Regions from separate parts of the Homo sapiens genome. Here region 1 is linked to region 2. A link is a loop called in an ENCODE intact Hi-C map of the cell type or tissue named here. Cell type or tissue: prostate gland. All regions are shown on one strand. Links, peaks and the distances in the headings refer to the core of each region. The heading gives the core; the rest is flanking DNA.

What was found. Peaks named below come from ENCODE experiments on the same cell type or tissue, not always from the same donor. Only the 100,000 strongest peaks of a DNase experiment are listed, where the experiment ranks them.
Region 1: it touches region 2 in a loop (2.4-fold over the local background); 7 of 110 quality-filtered maps call a loop at or near these places.

Annotation. Positions count from the first base shown.
Region 1 is chr4:54,850,776-54,859,111 of GRCh38, forward strand. LINC02358 (long intergenic non-protein coding RNA 2358) reads left to right here. Exons shown (of 2, transcript XR_001741510.1): 2 at 8,047-8,336. Among named protein-coding and RNA genes, the nearest start is that of LINC02358, 9.5 kb to the left of the region's middle. In prostate gland, for the core only: no CTCF peak of the experiment used is centred there; no DNase peak of the experiment used is centred there.
Region 2 is chr4:54,951,678-54,960,013 of GRCh38, forward strand. No RefSeq gene overlaps it. Among named protein-coding and RNA genes, the nearest start is that of LINC02358, 110 kb to the left of the region's middle. In prostate gland, for the core only: no CTCF peak of the experiment used is centred there; a DNase peak (open chromatin) is centred at 3,964.

The sequences.
Region 1 (8,336 bases), core at 254-8,253, 100 kb before region 2:
TACAGCAACAGGAAACTCCAGAACAAATCCTTCCCAAGGAGAACTTTCCAAGCCTGGAAATAGCTCCTTCTCAACCTGACTACCTAACCACCACTATTGGCTGTTAGTGGAACTTCAACCCCAAGTTAGAAATTTGGTACCAGATCAGTTCTGTGTGTTTCATATATCACCTCAATTTAATCTTCACAATAACCCTAATAATAAATAATAAATATATGAGGCAAAACAATAATAAATATATGAGGCAGAATGATTATTATCCAATTCTATAGGTGAGGAAGCTGAGGCCCAGAGAAGTTGGGTAACTTACCCCAAGTCATACTGCTAGTCAGTGGCAAAGCTAGTATTCAAATGCAGAGAGCATGACCACAAAGCGTATGAACTTAGCCACTAACTATATTACCTCTCCTAACATCTGAAATCTTTAAGAGAAGAAAGAAGGTATCTCTGACATTGAAAATGCAGGCAAATTGATGGGGAGATTTTTTTTTTTAAGCAGAGTAGCACTCCTAGCACTCTTTATTTCACACTTTGCAGGGGCTCATCCATTCCTGTAAGACTCTCCTTGGTGACATCCACAGGACTGCTGAGCTTCAAGTAGTTTCTACTGGGTCTCACAGTACACTTCCCTAGGACATCATTATCCTGGCAGATCAAGTACCATGGGAGGAAGCTGCTCTCAGTCCCTCCAACCAAATAAGCTATTCACATTTTCCAAGATCCCTGATTATGTGCCTGAATAGAAAATTTGGTTTCTGATTAATAAGCATCCTTGCCTTTATGCTTCTACAAAAAGCGTTTGTGCTAATAATGTGATGCTTAATAATGAGATGTCTGTCACAGGAAGGGAAATGGCAATGGGGAAACAATGATGTTGGGCCGAGTTTAAATGTCATGCTTTTAAAAAAACCTTCACCCCAAAGAGTCACACCGAAGTCACTTATGTGTGCTAAAGGTGTTGCAAAGCAGAGATGGTTTTTTTCTTTCCTGTTTCATTGGTGATTTCAGGGTGCTTTTGCACTTTTCAGAAGGGTCCTGGATCTGGAAGTGTCTAAGCATCAGGCTGGCAGAGCTTGGCAGAGTGACATTCCTGCCAAGTTCAGGACAAATCTATTTCTCCCTCTGTTACCATTAGAACCTTCATCTCTACATTTAGGACATGACACGTGCCAAACTGCCCAATTACTCCTTGCCTGTCATTAAAGTGTGCAGCTAAACACTGGGTTTGAGAATACATCATCGCAACTGTCTAAACACAAGCCCAAGTGTATTCAAGAGCCCCAGAGAGGATCAGGGTACAGGACTAAAACAATTCAAATGGGCCAACATTCAAAATGTCATATACAGTCATGCACAAAAAAAGGTTGTGCCTGTGGAGAAAACTGAATTGACATCCATAAAGCATAAAGGCATGAGTTTTGTGTTTTCTGAGCTTCTGGGAGGGCCCGCCCTCCTCTGCCTTGCCTGCATGGCTCATTGCCTGTGAGGGAACAGTGAGAAAGGCTTTGTTTTGAAAGAAGCCTGGCCAGATAGATGACACTAGCCAAGTACCCTGGCAGTCCTGTAAACCAGCTTGATTCCAGTCAAATCAGAGGGGACTGATAGAAATAGGAGGAGAGTGCTGGAGGGGGCAACTGGTTAGTATAAAAAATAAAAATAGCCATTTTGACTAAATTATATTGGAGAATCTAAAATATAGAACCACTGCGAAGAGTAACCTAGCCTATCTGGTCAGCATAGGTTAAGTTATGACACAGTAATAAGCAACTCTAGATTTGTGGTGGCTGAACCCGACAAAGGCAGATTTCCCAAAATACTCGTTGTTCATCACTATTCAGTAGAGAGGCTTCACTCATCATGCCCCTCATAGATCCAGGCTGATGGAACAGCCACCATCTCCAATACCATGCTTTCCTTTTCCAGAGGGAAAGAAAGCCCTGTAGGGTCTCAAAGTAGCAACTAAATGATCTGGCCTGGAAGTGATGTCATCTCATCTGCTCAAGATTCATTGGCCAGAATTAGTCACATGGCCCCAGCAACCACAAGAGGGCCATGGCGTGTACTGCCATCTACCATTAATGACTACCACAGCCATCCTAGGTCACATCTCTAAGCAGCAAAGTTGGAGTCATAACTTTGCACGGTCTATGACTAACACAAAAGCAGGGGCTCACAGGCCTTTGGCCCAGCCTAGCTATAGAGTTAATCTAGGGGCCTCTGAGGATGGGGAGAGGCCCTTGAGAATGGGTTGCTTTCCACAGCCTAGAACTCTAGCTTTGGTCAGATACCCCATTCTTACTCCTGAAGAGGTCAGAATCCCTAGCTTAGTCCTACAATAATTGATCCCTTGCTTATCTTTGTGGAGTCCCCCAGATTGGGGAAAATTTGAAAACATATTGAATCCTTTGGACTCTTCCTGGCCCAGGTGCTCCTGCCTTCTTGGTAGGAGAAAAACAGATCCCCGGAGCAGGGGCTGTAGGGAACTATTTTCTGACATTGGTTCCAATCCAGAATTCCTGCAAGAGGTCTGTGATAGCTGCAGTATCTGTAAACTGCTAAAGAATACACCTTCCCAGATGTGTATTGCTATTTTTAGAATGCATGCAGCAATTGTGATCCATAAAATATACATTCGATTTTAAAAAGGTACTGAGTTCATTTTATCATTGCACATTTTCTCAATCTGCAGCTCCTCAAAGCAATTTTTAGCATAATTTGGGAGGGGAGTGAGGAGTGGTGGTGGTCTGCCAGATTTTGTTTTGTTTTGTTTTTTGACATTATAAAGATATAAAGAAGACCTTGTACTGTTGGAAATCTCTGCTCCCTGAATTAAAACTGATTTACATAGCGCCATTACCATATTACAGTATTCTGTATTTGCCTATATATTTATTTTATCAGTGGCTTTTATGCTTTCGCATGCTTTCATATTGCTTAGCATCCTTTTGTTTAACTTGAAGAGCTTCCCTTAGCAATTTTTATAAGGTTGGTCTAGTAATGATGAAGTCCCTCAGCTTTTGCTTATCTCAGAAAATCTTTATCACTCCCTTATATTTGAAGGACAGTTTTGCTGGGCAGGTTAGCTGCATAGGGTGCTTTGTGAGGGTCTTTTTTCTAGGCTTCTCAGACCTTTTTGGTGAAATTTCTGGACAACTAATAGCAATATGTAAACATTTCAGTGGTTGCTTTTGAAGCTGATATTTGTCTTCTGAGAGAATTATCCCATTGAGAGTGGGATAAGGCAGGAGGATAAGTAGCATCTTGAGAATACCAGACTAAAGCTTCGTATAAATAGAACCACTGCCTGCTGGGAGGTCAGTGCAGGTAACATTTGGTCAAGGGGCATCAACAGAAGTACTAAATCAACAATTAGGGAGCTGGAATAGAGGGGATTATACACACAAACCCTCCAGCGCCCATTGCAATAACTAAATGGCTGGCATCACTTATTTCAGGTGGGTCAGAGTAATCTGCCCAAAGTTGTAAGTGGAGTGAAGGGCAGGTGAAGGTCAGGATTATAGCAATATTCCAGCCCATGATTTTCTGTCATGTTAGCACAAAAGATAAACCCAACTGTCTGGCCACTTTCATTTGTGGGTAGTTTATCACACAAGCTATGTCAAATAAACCAAGCCTCCTGCACCCATCACCGCCCCACCGTATATGGGGCCAAGGAAAGTTTTATGTCCTGAAGGCCACTATTTGTGACCTAGACCCAAGGGAGCCCCCCTGCTCTGAACCTTGCTTTGAACCCTGCCTCATAAGGGGTCACCAGTGTGACTTCATAGCCAGTAAGGCCAAGGACATGACTTCTTGTGTTACTCTGAGTCCCCATGTGTCTTTGTAATAAGTTCACATCAGTTAGTTTGTGACTCTTACTTTTGACTCTCTCCTTAGAGGTCTATCACCATTATTCATTTGCATGATGGCAGTTCTTTTTTCTTAATGGTATACAATGAGCAAAAACCAGAATAGAAATTCCACCTTTGGCCGGGTGCAGTAGCTCCCACCTGTAAACCCAGCACTTTGGGAGGTCAAGGCAGGCAGACCACTTTAGGCTGGGAGTTCAAGACCAGCTTGGGCAGCATGGCGAAACCCTGTCTCTACTGAAAATACAAAAATTAACCTGGCATGGTGGTGCATGCTTGTAATCCTAGCTACTCAAGAGGCTGAGGTATGTGAATCACTTGAACCTGAGATACAGAATTTGCAGTGAGCTGAGATCGCACCACTGCACTCCAGCCTGGGTGACAGAGCGAGACTCCTGTCTCCAAAAAAAAAAAAAAAAGAAGAAGAAGAAGAAGAAAAGAAGAACAGAGAAAGAAAGAAAGAAAGAGTCCCTCCTTTGTGTCTCAGTCCTTCTTATTTAAGCAGTTTCCAGCCAAAACCCCAAGGTGGTTGTCCTAAGCTCCCCTCTCAAGGCTAGGAAAGAGAAAAAGGGAGATGGGGTTGGTCTGCAGCTAATAGGCATGGGAAACAGGAAGTCAAAGGCATTATTTGGTGAAAAGAGAGACTTGGAGGAAAGCTGCAATCCAAAGCACCACATACACGGGGGGCTGGCAGGCTCCCAATCCCAAGAGAAGCACCTGCAATCTGCCAGACGATGGTAGCGAGGATTCTGAGAGCCGAATGTGGAGAAATTACTCCAGCATTGATTCACAGAGCCCAGCTCCTCTTATGAGGCTTCCGGGTGCAGCTGTGGGTGGAGAAGGAACTGGTGAAGGAGAAAATGTTTGGACTTTACTTTCTGTGTTTAGTGTAAACCCAAGGGCCCCTTGGAGTCCAAAAATTATTGGAGAGTAAAAGAGCACTGGCAGCCGTGGGGATTGCAGCCAGTCTTTGCTCAGCAGGCTGTCTTCCAGTAAGATTAGGATCACAGAGCTCATCAGCCAAAACCCATCTCTGAATGTCCAGGGTGAATGGTGTGCACACACAGAAATAATCTATTGCCTTGGCCCTGGGGGACAATCCCGCGGCCAGACCCGGGTTGAGGTCAGGGCCTGCAGGCTGCCTGAGAAAGCTAATAGGACACCATGAGCTAATGGAGTGAACCCAGATAAAAAGAAAGGGCTTAGGAGGGACAGAAGAACCGCAGAGCATCTCCTTGCTAATGAAACTCCTTGAGACATGCAGAAGCAAGAAAGTTTTGGGGGGAGCAAGAATCTGCATTCTTAACAGCTCCCAAAGTGATTCCACTGCAGGTGGTGCCACAAGCCACATTTTGGTAGACGGCAGGTTTCAGAGGACGGACACGTGGCATCCTGTTGACATAGGAAGCATACTTTTCAATTTTCAAATGTTTTTGTAAATCTCCAGGAGATAGCAGTTTGCTGAGTTGGCAAATGGGCAGCACTTGGGCAGATAATGGGCTGAGCTTGTGGGGCCAGGGGCCAGCCTGCTGTAATCTTCCAGGCCTCTACATTCTCTTCTCAGGCACGATGGCAAGACCAAAGGGAACAGTAAAAAGGTTCTTTGGGGGACAGGGAGATAGCTGGGAGTCCTGTGCCAAGGGTATTGTGTACCGGCCTCCCGTGCGAGTAGGGCCCTGCACACAGACACAACCACAGGTAGTCATGGCAACTTTTGTGTCTAGGACGTGTGCATGCCAGCTTGCTTACTCTCTTGTGCAGATTTGCCCTTGGCCTTACTGAATGTAAATCTGTGAAATGAAGATCAAAGGTATCTTCGTACAAGGACCTGGTCCTCTGCCTCAGGGTCTCACCTTCATCTTGTCATGAAGCCTGCATCCTGAGTCTATGATCTCAATGTTTCTGAAACTGGAGTCTGAGTAATTTTTAGAAACCCTAGACATTCTTTATTTGGGGTTTTATCTTAATGATAATCGTAAAACAGAAGTTTTACCAGTTATAAAGACAAGAGTTTTCTTTTGGAGTAGCAATTCCCATTTGGAAGTCCTCTTCCATCAAATAAAATTTGATTTTTTTTTAAGTCAGTGTCTCTCTAGCTGTGGTCTTCAAGAGAATAGCAGATCTTTCTGTACATTCTCAGTGATCTATGTGAATGGTCTTTTTCTTTCCTCTCTTAAAAGTGGAAAACAATGTTTTCTTTGCAATGTGACAATAGTTTAGATACAAGACCCAGAAGTGAAATTCTATTTGGCTTTGTAATGACTTTGGGTGGAAAATCTCCAAAGATGAACTATGTCTTGTGCCAATTCATTTGAACTGAATTCAATCCAACAAGTATTTATGGAACTGTGGTCTTGATGCTACGGCAGGCACAAGGGAATAGAGAGTGCTAAGGATCCTGGTCCTCTTGGGGGAGAATTATTGTACAAGGATCTATGGGAGCATTCTCCCTGGAGGAGGCAGAAAAAGCTTCTCAGAAGGATGAGCTCACCAGAATGACTGGGGGAGAGAGAGAGAGAGAGAGAGAGAGAAGCAACAGCAGCATGGGCAAAGGCATGGCACTGCCAGTAGTCTACCATGACTGGAATATAAGGTTGGAGGGTAGATGGCCTGGGAAGGTAGAGAAATAGTCAAGAACCATGTGTGCTGTGCTTAGGAGCTTCAGCTTGTTGGCAGAAAAATGGGGCCACTGTTTGGGGTTATAATGCCTTTCTGAAATCTCTGCCTCTGTATGTCTTCATCACCCTCTCTTGATTGAAAAGCCTGAACTCTCTCAAGGGCCATTTTTTATTGGTCTCACACTCCTAGGTATAAAGAGGTAAAAAATACTGTCATCTTAGCAATCAGTCCAGAGTTCCAATTAGGAAAAGACATGTCTTTGTGTGAAAAATAATATGTTGATAAGAACTCAAGGTAGATTCCAAATACCTGAGAATTCAAGGTTTTAAACATCAGAAGAAGGGAAATCATTTTGCGTAGTTGGAGAGAAAGAATTTGGGGTTTTGGTGGGGATTTCAGTGGAAAAGGGAGTTGCTAAGAAGGGAGGGGAAAGGGATATGGAATATGGTGGAGGGATGTCTCCCAACTCAACAGTCAGGGAAGTCTTTAAAATTCATAAATGCTGTGTGCAAGTCATGTTTCTGTCATAGGATATTGAGGACAGGTTTGAATTTTAGGGCAGACTTGAACTGGGGTATAGAATGGAAGCTGCAAAGCAGAATGTGTTGTAGCACCTGAGGTGGCCCTGAAAACATAAGCTCCTGGGAAGTGCAGCTACTTTGGAAAGGGCTTTGCATTCCCTGGGCTATGGTTTTGGACTAGATCTTGAGGGTTTGACAGAGAATTTTATGTGTCAACTTGGCTAGGCTATGATGCCCAGTTGTTTGGTCAAACATAAATCTGGATGTTTCCATGAAGATTAATTTTAGATGTGATTAACATTTATAATCAGTAGGCTTTGAGTAAAGCAGATTACCCTCCATTATTGAGTAGGCATCATCCAATCAGCTGAAAGCCTTAAGAGCGAGCAAGTACGCGCATGCACACACACACACACACACACACACAGAGAGAGAGAGAGAGAGAGAGAGAGAACTGAGTTGCTGAAGAAAAGGCAATTCTGCCTCCCAACTTCAAAAGAGAAACGCTGCCTGAGTTTTTTGACTGCTGCCCTGCCCTGCAGATTTTGGACTCAAGACTGCAACATTGACTCTTACCTGAATTTCTGGACTACCAGCTCACCCTACGGATTTCAGACTTGCCAGTCCCCACAATTATGTCAGCTGATTTAAAATAAAAATATCGATAGATAGATGATAGATAGATAGATAGATAGATAGATAGATAGATAGATATAGATAGATAGATAATGGTATCCTACTGGTTCTGTTTCTCCAGAGAATCCTGAGTGACATTGTTCTATAGTAGATATTTCCAGGTTCCGGGGAGGAGTAAGCCTTTTCTCACGATTTGAGAAAATGCCCAAAGGAAAGGGATTCAAACATGTCTCTTCCTTGGCTCGTTAGGATGTAAGTGCTCTGTGGCAGACACTGCTAGATCCCAACCCTAAAGCTGTTTTCTCTTATTCCTTCCTTACTAAAATAACTCTAATTTGGCTGGCACATTTCTTCACTGATTTGCCCTTCCCTCTCTCCCGTTCTTCCTGTCTGGAATATAGATGCAAAGCCTCATGGTACAGCAGTCACCTTGCAATCATGAAGATAAAAGCCACAAAGAATGGTAGCTCAGAAGGTGGAAGGACTCTGCATAGTTGAAGACACTATGATTAGATGTATCAGCCCTGGACTTAAGTACCTCTGCTTTTCTTAATAGGAGAAAAATAACCCTCTTCCTTCCTTATGCCAATCTTCTCGAGTTCCTTGCTACTTGCAGCTGAGTCCACTCTTGACTGATATCACCTAATCTCAGTCGCTATCAGATTAAACAACAGCATTACTTTCAGAGGGC
Region 2 (8,336 bases), core at 127-8,126:
ATTTAGTATAACTCCTTAAGGGATTTAGAATTTTCAGAATGGTAAATGGGCATTGCCTTTAACTTAAAGACACCAGTTGCATTAGCTCCTTACAAGAGAGTCAGCCTGACCTTTGAAGCTTTGAAGCCAGGCATTGACTTCTCCTCTCTAGCTATAAAAGTCTTAGATGAAATCTTCTTCCAAAAAAGGCTGTTTTATCTACATTGAAAATCTGTTGTTTAGTGTAGCCACCTTCATCAATGATCTTGGCTAAATCTTCTGGATAACCTGATGCAGCTTCTACAGCCACACTTGCTGCTTCATCTTGCACTTTTATGTTATAGAGACAGCTTCTTTCCTTAAGCCTCATGAACCAACCTCTTCCAGCTTCAAACTTTTCTTCTCCAGCTTTCTCACATCTCTCAGCCTTCATAGAATTGAAGAGACTTAGGGCCTTTCTCTGGATTGGGCTTTGGCTTATGGGACTACTGTGGCTGGTTTGATCTTTTATATGGATCACTAAAACTTTTCCCATATCAGCAATAAGGCTGTTTCACTTGCTTACGATTCATGCGTTCACTGGAGGAGCACTTTGAATTTCCTTCAAGAACTTTTCCTTTGCATTCACAGCTCGATTAACTGTTTGGTGCAAGAGACTTCGCTTTTGGCCTATCTCAGCTTTCATCATGCTTTTCTCACTAAAATTTCTAGCTTTTGATTTAAAGTGAGAGACGTGAGATTCTTCCTTTTACTTGAAGGCCATTGTAGGGTTATTAATTGGCCTAATTTCAATATTGCTGTAGAAAAGGAATGAGGAAGCCCCAGGAGACAGGCCTATCAGGGATGCACTCAGAATATACACAACATTAATTGATTAAGTTTGGCATCTTCCATAGGTGTGGTTTGTGGCACCCCAAAATGATTTCAATAGTACTCCATCACAGATATAATAATAATGAAAAAGTTTGAAATATTTGGAGAATTACCAAAATGTGATACAGAGTCACAAAGTAAGTGTATTTTGTTGGAAAAAAGGTGATGCCAATAGACTCGCTTAACACAGGGTTTCCATAAATCTTCATTTCATAAAAAACACAGTATCTGAGATGTGCCACAAAGCAAAGTGAAACAAAATGAGGTGTGCCTGTGTACAAACGGATATTAGCAAAATATTCCCTAAGGCCATCTGCAGTGAAGTAACTCTCTTCGGGCTCTGGGACAATGGTGGATGGTGTCCACAGGACAACGTGGGCTCACTCCCACAGGTAGACAAGAGATCGTAGTTTCCTTGCAGCTCCCAACATGCGCATTTGAAGAACAGCAGAAATGGTCATCCCATACATCATTATGTCAGTGTTCACTGAGATAATAAAGTTTCAAGATCTTTTATGACTTCGCTCCAATTGACTAGTCCATTTTATTTCCTGCTTTTCCCTCCATGGGTCCTAACTTCTTGCGTTGCTGGTCCATTGCCAGCTAAACAGACTCAACTTCATGCTGTACTTACTACCTCAAATGCCCTCCTACCATTCATTCATGCACAAGTTACAATTCTAAATGCTTTGCTGCATTATCTTATTTAAGTACTGGAGCAGAATGAAGAAAAAAAAGGCAACCTCTCCCTTTATATAATTTATGTAACAGATTAGAGAAGAGAAAAATACTTACGTTATTCTAATGAAGTACGGTCAGGCTTCAGAAAGAGAAACTCCTGAGTGATATAGGAACAAAGAGCAGAGAAATCAAACCTATTATCTGCTTACCCAAACCTACCCATTCTGCAAGGCTTAGGTCACAAACTAGCCCTTCACCACTCAGCAATCCTCTCACACTCATCAGAACAAACTGCTCCTCTGTGTTTAATATATTTTACTTAGTCATATTAAACAGCACTTGCTTTATGCTATGCTTTGAGATAAATACTTGATCTTGATGTACATTGTATCATTGAACCTTTACAATACTCCTATTAAATAAATTATTCATATTTTATAGGCAAAGAAGCTGAAGTTTAGAGACTTATGTAAGCAGATCTTTGCGCCAATACTTCCCTCTTTCAGGAATCCTCTTCCGATTGTTGCCTGGCTGCCTCCTTCCTTAGGTCTAAACTTGGTTGTCACCTCTTCCAAGAAGCCTTCCTTGACCATCCATTCTTAAACCGCCACCATGTCAACTCACTCTTCCCCATTACTCTATTTTCTTCAGAGAGCACTATCACTCTCTGAAATTATACTTTTTATTTATTTGTTTGCATGCTTATTGTCTGTCTTCCTCTGTTAGAATGTGTAAGTACAATTAGGTCAATAAAGGTCTTTTTCTCTAAGTCAGGTCATTCTGAATCTTTGGCATTTAGAGAACTATCTGGTACATAGCAGGCATTCATTGGATGAATTAATAATATAACCAAAGTCATATAGCTGGTAAGTGGTAGAGTTCAGATTTCAACCTATGTTTGTCTTTCTCCAAAGTCTAGGATTTAATTCCTTTTATAGACTTTATTCTATGCATCTTGCTTTGGAATTGGTTTTTTTTTTTTTTTTTTTTTGGTTGTTGGTTTTTTTTTTTTTTGGTTTTGTTTTTTGTTTTTTTTTTTAACTCTTTGTCCTGTATGGTTCTGAAGGCAATGGCAACCATGACATAGACATCTTTGTGCCTCTCCTAGCTCCTATCAGGATACCACCTTGCTCCCCAGACACCGCACCCATATTTGCAGAGATGAATTGAATGTGTTTCCATGACAACACCAGAGGAGGAAGAGGGGCTCTGAGGCCCCGTATGATTTTCCTCTCCTCTCCACTGAGGCTAGCATCACAGGCTGTGGAAGCTTCCCCCTGAGAGCTCTCAGCAGGTAGGTCAACAGGCGAGCCTCAGGCCCGAGGTGCCACTCATGGTCTTGAAAGGAAGGCATCACCTTGGCGCTGAGCTAGCTGGCTGTCTGTGCAGTGTGGCTTGAGTGATCCACATTCCAGGGATGGAGATTTCAGCTCAGCCTCCATCTGAGGATTAAGGGTAAAGTCCTTGAGTTTATTGGAAGAGAATCATAGTCCTTATGGCAAAAAAAAAAAAAAAAAAAAAACAGAACAAAAACAAAAACAAAAAACCTTGCTTGTCCCCATTACTGAGGGAGGGGTTCTTCCCACTGAGAGTAGCCGGGCATTTCAGTGGGAGGGCAGCCATTGTTTCACACAGGGAGTGGACATAGCTCAGCAAAAAGGCTCCCTGACACATGATAGCTTCCTGCCCTGTCTCTGACTCTTGACTTTTCACATTTTCCCTTAGCAAAAATAACTGATGGAAACTTACAAAACTCCCCACTCAGTCCCCTTTCTCTGTTCCTTTGGAAAGATGGGGCAGTGAAGCATTTCTTTAGGGTTTACAAAAAAAAAAAAAAATCACTCTGTTGTCATCAGAAGAGCCAGAGGAATAAAGAAGTCAAAGTGGCTCCTGGGCAGAGTGCCAGGTTGGCAACCCTGAAGGCAAACCATGACCCCCTGCCCCCTAGAGCCACCCAGAAGGTATGAGCTGCAGGAAGGTCAGCCGCCTCTCCAACTTTTCCTCCAGGGAACCAGCCACAGTGAAGAGAGCTGCCTCTCCTTCACTATGCTTTCCTTTTTGGATAGAGATTTGGAAAAGGCAGTCCACTTTCATGAATTGGCAGATAAGGCAGCTGCCTATGATTTGACAGCAGCCAGACAGGATATCTTCCCTCAAGATATCTCCCTATTGCCTAAATTTCCTCCATTAGTGGGATTCCCTTGAGTGTTACAGCATTAGTCTTAGAGAGAATGCTACTAAAATGCAAACTCTCCTGGAAAGGTTAATAGTCCACTAGGTAGGGGTCAGCAAAGTTTTTCTGTAAAGGGCGAGATGGTAGATATTTTAGGTATGTGGAACGTACAATCTCTGTTGCAGCTACTTACCTCTACCTTTGGTGCAAGAGCAGTCAAAACTAGTATGTAAATGAATGGGCACGGCTGTGCTCCAATAAACTTTATTTACAAAACCTGGCAGCAGGCTGGATTTGGCCCATGGGCCATAATTTGCCAACCTAGCACTAGACTATAAATCAGTGACTTTTCTTACCACCTCTTTATCCCTAGTGCCTTTCATGTGAGCTACACAGTGAAGAGTTGCTGAAATAGTTTTGTTAAAGTACTTAGCCAACAACAGTTCAAGATAACTAATCTGTCCAGAAGTAGACTCGAGATAGGTGGATACAGTGGGAGTCTCCAACGGTTAAGAACTGAGGAGACAGGGCTCTAAAATCAAATTTACCAACTTACCACTTTTAACCAAACAGATCCCATTGGTTATAGTCATAAGTCTCAGAATCCTGTAACTGGCTGAGATTCCTGAATTCTCCATGTCAGACCAGTGTAAAGTAAAGGCTAAGAGCAATGGAAATTAGTGACAAGCAAGGAACCCTGAGCGTGGTTGCTCTTTCTGGTTTTGGCACTTTTGTTAAATCCCTGTACTCCAGAAAGGTATTTGCTCCTGTCATTCCATAGAGTAAACCAGATTCCCACTGCTCTGACTTTAGCTCTGCTAAAGCCCTTTGGTATGGGGTGGACTGGTGTTTTGTTTTGTTTCGTTTTTTGAGATGGAGTCTTGCTCTGTTGCCCAGGTGTGATCTCAGCTCACTGCAACCACTGCCACCTGGGTTCAAGTCATTCTCCTGTCTCAGCCTCCCGAGTAGCTGGGACTACAGGTACGTGCCACCATGCCCAGCTAATTTTTGTATTTTTTGTAGAGACGGGGTTTCACCATGTTGACCAGGCTGGTCTCTAAGTCCTGACCTCAGGTGATCCATCCACCTCGGCCTCCCAAAGTGCTAGGATTACAGGCGTGAGCCACTGCACCAGGCTTGTTTTTTAAAAAGTCAGCTCTGCAATTCCATATCCTACTCACCTTATTTTCTCCCTTGATGCAGTTACATCCCTGTGGGAATCATGGCATCTAAAGTCTGCCTGTTGGTGTCTTTCAGGATGTGGAAATCAGGATGGTGAATTTCAGCATTGATTTTAGGAGATGATAACTACCGCCGCCTTAACTTCAACTGTTTTCTGGACTACTTTCTTGATTTAGTAGAGACTGGACCAGAAAGGCCTGAGTTGTGTGTAGGCTTGCAGTTCCAGACATTTGGGGATCTTGCCTCAGCAGGACAGGTAAGGATATGCTGCAACAACAACAACAACAACAAAACAGAATTATAGTTTCTTAACACAACCCGCTTGTATTTATTGCTCATGTTACATGTTCAACATGGCTTGGCAGACAGGCTGTTCTCATCGTTGTCATTCCTGGACCCAGATAACATAGGATCTGTCATGATATGTGCCTTCTCGGTCATCTCCTTAGGGGAAAGGGCATGACAAATCTTACACCAGCTTCCAAAGCCTCTGCCCAGAAGTGTTATATCTGTTCACATTTCATTGACAAAACAAGTGACATGCCACATGGAACTCCAAAATAGTGTGAAGACCAATCCTACCACATGCCTGGAAGGATGAAATAATTGTAGGCAGGCCACATGACTACTATAGAATCCGAAAAAAGGGTCATGCATGAAGAGTCAAGTAACCTCATGGGAAAGATACCTAACTAGAAGTTGAGTACTGATACTGCAGGGAAAATTCTGAAGACCCTAAGAACAGAAGTTAATCTGAATATTTCCGGTGGTGTAGCAGATAAAAGGAACACTCATGGAGGGAAGAAAAATTCTTCAGGGCCAAGCTGGAGTGAGGTATGGGCTGGGCGGTCACTGAGTACAATTGACACTCCGCAATGAAAGAAACCATCAGACTGCCTTCTTTCTGGAAGAAACAACTGTTTTAAAAGTCTGAGGCAACTGCAATGTGGTTATACTAGATTATGTATAAAACAAAGGGAACAAGGAGTACTTCTTGTAGTTCCAGCACAGAGATAGTTCTGAGAGGAGATAACATGATCAGCGTGGGAAGACATGACAGATTCTGATGGAGAAGACAATGGAGAGATGAGGAAAAAGGTGGTGTGCCTGCCTCATTCTGGCCTACCAGTCACACCCTCTATGTACCATGGCACCAGTGTGTAAGGGCAAAAGCAAGAGGCCTCAGAGCAAGACTTGTATAGTTGTGCAGGTTGGGGACTGCACAATGTCTCAGTTAGGCTGCTATAATAAAGTACCACAAGAAGTACTCCTTGTTTTATGCATTATCTAGTATAGCAACCAGTCAGGCTGCTATAACAAAGTACCATAGACTGGGTGGCTGATAAATAACAGAAATTTATTTCTTACAGTTCTGGGGGCTGAAAATCTGAGATAAGGGTGACAGCAAGATCGGATTCTGGTGAAGGCCCTCTTCCAGGTTGCAGACTACCATCTTCTTGTTGTATCCTCACATTGCAGAAGAGCCAAAGCAGCTCTCTGGGGTCTCTTTGATAAGGGCACTAATCCCATTCATAAGGAATCCCCTCCTTGACCTAATCACCTCCCAAAGGCCCCACCTCCCATTACCTTCACATTGGTGGTTAGGATTCCAACACACGAATTTGGGAGGTACACATTCAGTCCATAGCACACACCTCTAAGCAGTGCTGATCGCACTCTGATTATGTGAACAGAGCACCCCGGAGCTGGAAGTGCACAGTCTGAGGAATCATGAGTGGCAGCCCTGCCTCCAAGCCCTCTTCAAATTCTTAGACTCTTGCTCTTTACTTCACACAGCTCCTGACCTCATTAGTGTGGTTTCCTATTTCTGGCATCGCCCTTGCCCTTTGAATCTGACAACAGACTCAAGATGCCTTGTTTCGACTCTGTCAGCGCTTACTTACCAGTACATAGCTTAGATATTCCCCAGGAGCAAGGTCACAAAAGATGAATTCTTAGCCATGCAAGGTATGTAACCACAGTGAGGAGAGGCAGAGGAAGACTACTGTTCACAGGCCCAGTGACGTACTCCACCAAACACCCCAAACCAGGAAGAGGAATCAGGATAAGACTGGGACTCTCATAAGCAGAGTTACTTCTTTTTCCAGTTACTGTGATTCTACCAGGCCACTAAGATGGCCTGAACTAAAGAAGCACCTGTAACAGCGGGTATGCTCAGCGCCTAGCCCAATTTTTGATATAAAGTAGATGATTGTTAACTGTTTATTGAAAAAAATCATGAATATGTATATTTAAAGAACAGTTCAACTTTCTTCTTTCCATAGTTATAAGGGTGATGGGAATTTGACCACAAAGCAAGCTATTGAAATATGAAAAATTCAAGCAAACCAAAGTGGAGGGAGGAAGGTAGGAAACCAAGCATTTAGAGTTGGAATACTGCTTTGAGGGTATGTCTTCTAAATATACCCTCCTTTATGAATTGGCTTGGATAATTTTAGTCCTAAAATGTTCAGTGTTGAGGTGAGTTTTGAGTTTTTAAATGCTTATAAAAATACTAGGCAGACTCATGATTAGATTTAGTACTGGCACCACACATCAAAGGTGGTTCCACCTTGAACTCTGACATTAAACTTGAACAGTACTGCTACCACAATGTCCAGCAAATAGAGGGGAAACTGCTTAGGCTCTTGGTCCTTTGGAATGAAAGCAATGCACTTACATACTTCTCCCCTAAAGTAAGCATAAATATAAATTATAATTGAATGTACGTGGTGTGAGATAATCATTTTTCATGAAATCATGATGCTCAGGAAAATAAATACTGATGTTGAGGCCAACTCAACTTCAGAAAAACATTTGCCTCAAAATGCATATATGACCTCATCCTCATTCTTATTTTACCTTTTCTTCTTAACAGGCTTATGTTGAAATGTAGGCATTATGAAAAGCTGACTTGCCTTCCATAAGGCCCTTGGCCCATAAATATCTGTCCTCAAATAAACAGAAGCCCTACCTTGAAACAAAGAAAGTCTGTAAGGGAGGATGGGCAGGACAGAGGGCAGATGTAGCTTTATTTTTAGCACATTGTTATCAAATACATTATTCTCTGCTGAGATATGTATTGGCCATCACAAAAACCCATGCTTAACAAAGCTTTCATTTTTAAATTTGCATAATGCCTTATTCGCATGCATAGAATTCCACAAAGTATTGCTTCTGACCAAAGAATTCATTCCACATACACACACACAAAAATTGTGACAAGGGGCTCATGTCCATGGAATTCACTGATTTCATCACATGCCCATCACCCTGAAGCAGCTGGCCTTATAAAAAGTGGAATGGCCTATGGAAGCCTCAATTACAGCACAATTTGGGAGAATACTCTGAAGGTCAAGGTTCTGTCTTTCGAGATGCCTCATGTGCTTTGAATCAGTGACGAATACATGGTCCAATTTCTTCCTTAGCCAGAACATATGGGTCCAGA